2 separate regions of the Mus musculus genome follow, and region 2 is linked to region 1. Evidence: chromatin contacts called from ENCODE Hi-C or POLR2A ChIA-PET data. All regions are on one chromosome and are shown on one strand. The core of a region is the stretch at or near the end of the contact, and the rest is flanking DNA. Distances in the headings are between cores, read along the strand shown. Region 1 has its middle 23 kb from the start of 4930445E18Rik. Region 2 holds the start of Basp1 (brain abundant, membrane attached signal protein 1).

What was found. A loop is a pair of places that touch in the nucleus more often than their neighbours do. ChIA-PET counts read pairs that join two places held with the same protein, here RNA polymerase II (POLR2A).
Region 2: a map of gastrocnemius shows a loop between it and region 1 (3-fold over the local background). The contact joins the promoter of Basp1 here to the enhancer-like site in region 1. A Hi-C loop is called at or near these places in 4 of 37 maps with a recorded cell type or tissue (Patski, gastrocnemius and left cerebral cortex). POLR2A ChIA-PET finds 5 or more read pairs at or near these places in 1 of 5 experiments (Patski).

Annotation. Positions count from the first base shown.
Region 1 is chr15:25,268,021-25,271,125 of GRCm38, reverse strand. No RefSeq gene overlaps it. Among named protein-coding and RNA genes, the nearest start is that of 4930445E18Rik, 23 kb to the left of the region's middle. Within about 2 kb of position 1,670, at least 1 of the 3 ENCODE cell types and tissues checked has a DNase peak (open chromatin) inside an H3K27ac peak, as active enhancers do.
Region 2 is chr15:25,412,178-25,415,282 of GRCm38, reverse strand. Basp1 (brain abundant, membrane attached signal protein 1) reads left to right here and starts at 1,519. Exons shown (of 2, transcript NM_027395.2): 1 at 1,519-1,731. It overlaps Gm48957 (predicted gene, 48957), which reads right to left and starts at 1,093. Exons shown (of 4, transcript NR_168943.1): 1 at 134-1,093.

The DNA of each region.
Region 1 (3,105 bases), core at 421-2,920:
CCAGGCTGGCCTCGAACTCAGAAATCCACCTGCCCCTGCCTCCCGAGTGCTGGGATTAAAGGCGTGGGTCACCACGCCCGGCAACAGTGTATTTTTAGGGGACATTCTGCAGATGTCCCACTGTGAGACTGAGTAGCACTTAGCACATTAGCTGAATTAAAGCCATATCCTAGTCCTAAACGAGTTTCCAAGCCTTAAGTTGAGAGTACCTGGGAGAAAAACAAAACGAACACCAAAAGAACATAAACCAGGTTGAAAAAAAAGCAATCCCAAATAAAACCGCAGAGCAGGTAAATCCTTGGAGATCTAAACACCTCAAAGTCCAGCAAGCGCCACTTCTCGGGGCAGAAGCAGTGGTACCAGCCAGATCCAGCCCAAGAGCAGAGGCCCCAGGAGATTCCAGAAAGCTGCTCAGAGGAGAGGAAAGAAACAGTATCAAATAAGTCAAAATACAGCAGACACAGCCCAGCTAGTGGAGCCCAGCACCGGAGCACTGACTGAATGTCTGCAAATCACAACGGACGCAGGCTGCTCAAGACTGTCGTGCGATGAGGAGGAGTTGCTGATGTGTCTCTAGGCACACAAAAATTGGAGTGTCGTGCATGTGTAGACGTCTGGGACTCAGCATGTTTTGGCTTACGTTACTTCAGCGTGAGAAGCAGTGTGCAGAATTATGGTTATTAGCCAATAAGAAACATCAGGATTATGCCTGCACATGTTGCTAAATGGAATGGGGAGTTTACAGTACTTGGGATGTCTCAGATAACGTCAAGGCTGAAAGCGTTAAGCCCCGTGGTCTGTGAAAGTCGTATCTGAGCTGATTATTTCTTGGAGTATGGGAAAGTTTAGAGGTTGTGTTAGACCTCACCGTTGAGATGAAAGAGCTGCATTTATTTCATAGAGAAATGAGCCATTGCTTTGGAGTGATCACCTACTGAACAAAAGTATTAAAAATAAATATGACCTTATACAACAGTTCATGCTTACATACAGAACTCCCACAGGTATGCCCCATGTGTATTTACAAACCTTGCCTACACAAACGCAAATACACGCATGTGTGCTTACACACACAGGTACACAAACGAAACTTTCCTGCCTCCTTTTTCTCGTGTGTGTGTGTGTGTGTGTGTGTGTGTGTGTGTGTGTGTGTGGCCTTGCCCTAGCACTCTACCGCTGAGCTACATCATCACCCCGTTCTCTTACCTCACTTATTTATTTATAGGAAAAGCTGTGAAAAGATCTGGCTACTCTTCCTGTTTCGACATCTCTCAGCAGAAAGTCTACCCAGAAGGCGGAAGTAAAAGACAGTTTGTGGAATGGTTTTTTTTTTCCCCCTCAGCTGAAAGCAGACTTTAAGACAGCTATTTTATCTGATCTGTGTCACTGAGTGACTCATCCCCCCCCCCCCCCCCCGCGTGCTGCAAGTCGCCCTTAAGCACGTATTTCTAGGGCTTTCTGTGCTCATGCACTATTGACAAGCAATCCCCTGCTCCGTTCCCACGTTCCCTGAGGTGCTGCTTGAAGTCTGTAGTGAGCTAGTACTTCATTAAGGGATCCTCAGGGGTGGGAGGGCAGAAGTCTGCTATGTCTCCTCACCAGCTGGCAGAGCAGCTGCCTCCCTACCTGCGTTTATACTAATAGTCACTGACAAGGCTTAGTAGGCCAAGGGGTCTGGGTTCTCTGACGCCACAGCTCTGACCTCCACCCCTGAGGGAGAAATTCCAGATACCCAGCAGTTGAGTTTGAAGAGGGAGGAAGGTCAGTTGGAAGGGAAGAAAGCCCTTGCTCAGAGACTGGGTTGAAGTCACCCTGGAGACTCCCGACATCCTTTGTTTGCCTTCACTCTTTGAAAGGACAGGGTTCCAAGGCGCACACATGCCTGGGATGGTCTAAAAGGTGAAGTGACAGGCAAACATTGACACAGTGAACATGTAAAGGAAAAAGGAGTTAGTGCCTAGACTCAGAGGGTATGTTTGGTTTGTTTCCTGACACTTGTTGACTTGCTTGTGTGAGCTTTTACAATCTAACCTTAGGGAGAAAGTCAAAAGTGATTCCCATGGCAGCCCAGTGGGCCTCAGGCAGTAAGGGAGGAGACATTTGGTGAGAAAACAGATAATTCAGTAGGAATTTCTTTGTAGATTTTGCAATAAGTTGTAGAAGAAGAAAGATGAGGTTTTTTTTCTAGTTTATTTCTGAAAGAGTTAAAGTAGATTTTTTTGTTTTTGTTTTTGTTTTTTTGTTTTTTTTTAAGAGCATCTTCTGACTTTGTCTGAGCAAGGGAGAGTTAAGACATGTTAAGAATTGTCCACACTGTCCTGGGCCTTTGGGAGGAAAAAACAAAGGCCTGCCTTCTTGTAACCAAGTAGGACATCGAGAGAGATTGAGAGATTTGGGCCATGACATGCCCTTGGGACCATTTGCACCAAAGTGTTCCTGTGTTCCTGTTGACGGTGAGGAATGGGAGTTTTTCAGGTCCATGAGTCAGGGTCACCTGTTCCAGTGAGTCACAGAGGTCAGAGGTCATGGCTCAAGCAGTAATTGTTGAAGAGGAAGTAGCAGCCAAGTGGTTTTAGAGGCCAGATATGGTAGTTTTTGGAGGGGTTAAGTGGAGACTCAGACCAGGAGTCCCATGCTATTCAAAGAGTTATTCCTTGTAAGTTTTCTTTTTTAAAGATTTATTTATTGTATGTATATGAGTACACTGTAGCTGTCTTCAGACACACCAGAAGAGGGCATCAGATCCCATTACAGATTGTTGTGAGCCACTACGTGGTTGCTAGGAATTGAACTCAGGACCTCTGGAAGAGCAGTCAGTGTTTTTAACCACTGAGCCATCTGTCCAGTCCCTCCTTGTAATTTAAAACAAGGCCCAAAGCCTCAGGGTGGGGGGGGGGGTAAGGAATCCCCTAAACCAATGGTTCTCAACCTATGGGTTGTGACCCTGTAGGGGGTCAAATGACCTTTTCATAGGGGTCACATATCTGATATCCTGCCTTATGTAAAATATTTGTATATAAATTAGATATTTACATTATAATTCATAGCAGTAGCAGAATTACAGTTATGAAGTAGCAATGATAATTTTATGGTTGGGGGTCACCA
Region 2 (3,105 bases), core at 270-2,769, 140 kb before region 1:
TTTTCACCCCCCCCCCCAATCACTTTTTGGTTTAAGATGTGGCACTTCCTTTGCCAATCTTATTAAAGTTCTGTTATTTATTTTTCTATTAAAAAAGTGACCCCCCCCAATCTGCGATTTTGACAGCACTTACCTTTGGCATTCGTCTCCCTAAATGTAGTTGTGTTTCGTTATTCCGGACGTGGAGGGCAAGCTCATCCCAAATCTGTGCTTCACTCATGAGGGGAGATCCAACCAAGAAGGCAACATACATTTCCATTCCCCCCCCCCTCCGCTATTCTTTCAGGACGAAGCAGAACAAGCAAGCCACCCTGATAAAGCCAGAGGGCGCCAAAGTGCCGCGAACGGAACTTCCAGGGCTCAATGGGTTTGCGGGATGGTAAAATTGGCTTTTGTCTGAAGAAAGAGCTGTGGTTCTAGAAGATGTCACCATGTGTTAGTTTCCAAATTTAAATTTTTATTTTGCATTTTATTTTTGCCAACAGGTAAGCATAGCGAGCATATCTCCTAACCGTGGTGGCTATTGTGTGTCGCGGTGCTACCCAAAGTGCTCGTCGACCAGGACACGAGGACTTGGCGCGGATGGCCACAGCCTGGCTGGGCGCGCTTCTGAGTAGCATCTTAAGCAGCCGAGAGCTGGTGACTTCCATGAAAGCACAGGCACAAAAAGTCGAAGCCCCTTTTCCTAGGGTGCATTTCTTCCTTTCTTTCTCTCCGAAGTCGGGAGAACGTACCCTGAGGCGGTGCCGCCCACCCTTCCAACCCAGACCTGAGCTCTGGGCGGTGGCGCCTTGCAAAGCTGGAGCCTCCTGGTCGGGCCCCGAGGGCGAGCATATGCCGGAGGCGTCCCAGATGCTTGCCTTGGGGGACACCCTAAAACCAGCGGATATCTGTCTTGATGGTTTCAAGGGAGGCATCGCATCTTCCCCAGGCTCACTGCCTACGTGATAGCAGAATCTAAGCCCGTCGTCTGGAGCGGGGCTGGATTGGGGTGCAGAGAAAGCTGGTTGCGGCGGGGGCGTAGTTCATCAGCCCCTTAAGTCTGAGCGAGAGCCTGAGCTACTTATTCAATGCTTTCAAATAAAATGTGTGCGAGACAGAGAGAGGAGAGAAATCCACAGACAGTCCCGCCGGGGGTGGGGGTGGGGGTGGGGTGGGGGGGGAATGGAGGGGCGTGTAAGGAGGGAATAGGAGGAGGGGGGCTGACAGAGACTGTTGGGGAGGCGGGTAAGGGATCTGGATGTGGAGAGCAGTGGGTGGGGGTGACTGTGCGGGTGTGGTGACGGGGGGGGGGCGCTGGATCACGGGGCGTCTCGGGGCGCAGTGGCTGCTGGTGGAGAGAAGTTGGGGGACCCCCTCCTGGGTGGCGGGGCGCGAAAGGAGCGGGAGGGGTGCGGGCCGCGGGCTGGGAGAGGAGGGGCGGGCGCGAGGCGGGCGGGGTCGGCGAGCGGAGGAGCTGGGCGGGCGGACGCGCGGGGGGGAGGGCGCTGGGCAGGAAGGGGAGGGGGAGCGATCGAGAAATGCAGAGGCTGCAGCGGCGGCGGCAGTAGCGGCAGCGGCGACGGCGGTGGCGGCAGCGCTCCAACTCGCTCCACGCTCCGGGCTCCGCCGTCGAGCCGGGAGAGAGAGAGCCTTTGCTGAGCGACCAGCCACCCGGCCGGACGACACCAGCCACCCGGGCCCCTTGGAGGCACCGCGCTCACCCAGGGCCGCCACAGGCACCCAAAGCCGGTAAGGAGGCGCGCCGTGGGTCCCTAAGGCCACCGCGGACTCCGGGCCACCGGTTCCCCAGGGCCCCGCCCCACCCCGAAGCCTAGGGTTCTCCAACGGTGCAGCCGGGGTGCGGCCGGGTGTAGACACAGTGGGCATGGGATTCCTCTATGTGGGTTCTGTCGCATTTGGAAATCCAAGGTGATGCTCTCCCCCAGGTGGACAGCTTCGGCCTTTCGTAGGGTGGGGGACTTGGAGGGGGTGGCGGCGAGGCGGACGAACCGAGTTCGGGAGGGAGGGGGTGGAGGGTGGGGAGCCGCTGGTGACAGCACCGAGACCACTGGCCACGGTTCTGTGGGCTGAACCCAGCCTTCTGTCAGCGGAACCCGCACAGCCACGGAGAAGGCGCTCGGTGTGAGGGGCGCAGTAACAGAAGATGGAGGATGGGGGTGGGGTGGGGTGGGGAGGGAGAAAGAAGACGCGGAATCTGGTCAGATCGGAAGGGGCGGGGGTGGCTTGGCCCTCGGGACTCCTGGATCTTGGTTTAGGGTAACCGAGGAACACGAGGTTCGGAAGGCGGTGTGCACGTCCGGGGCAGATTAAAGCCCCCAGCCTGGTCTGCGGCTGAGCTGTCTTCCCACTAACCTGTGGACGTCGCCAGCATTTTATTTTATTTTTTGAGCCTTGCGCTCAGAGAGCGGGCCGCGCGCCTCCACCGCCGCCCCAGCCTGGGGGAAGGAGGGGTGGCGTGTGGGCTTGAACCTGACAGCCCGCGGCCCGAGCGGGCTCAACCCTTCTGCAAGCCAAGATTTCTGTAGATTTTTTCCCCCGTAGCTCAAACGCTACAACCCAACGTCTGGTTCCCGCTTCCCCACACCATTAAAAGAAAAAAAAAAAAAAAAACCAGAATCCCTGGATCGGATGGCACACAATGCGTGGCTGGGGACCGCATTCTTTTCATGAATATTCATCGAACGCTTGGCCCTGTTCCTAATCTGCTTCCCCCCGAGACGTTTCCGCCTTGGAGCGAACTCGGTGGACGGCCTCTGCCCCAGTGATTTTCACGCTGTTCAAAGGAGCACAGCGCACATGGGTGCGATTTCAGGATTTTGCACGGGAGCTGACACACCTCTGTCTTGGCCGAGACCACTGGCCACTTACGTGGCGGGCTAGAATAAAACACGAGTATCAAGGGGACTGCTGCTGGGGTGTGGATTAACCCCTACCCCTGGGAATATACCAAGGGCTCACAGACCTCCGGTACTGCAGGCAAAATGAATGAATCGGGACTGTAATTACCTATTCCTTTGTCTTGGCCTCGCGCATGCGCCGGAGAGCAGGGTGTGGAGGGCCAGGCAGCCCCATCTGATCTCCCCATCATCCATCCACCCACTC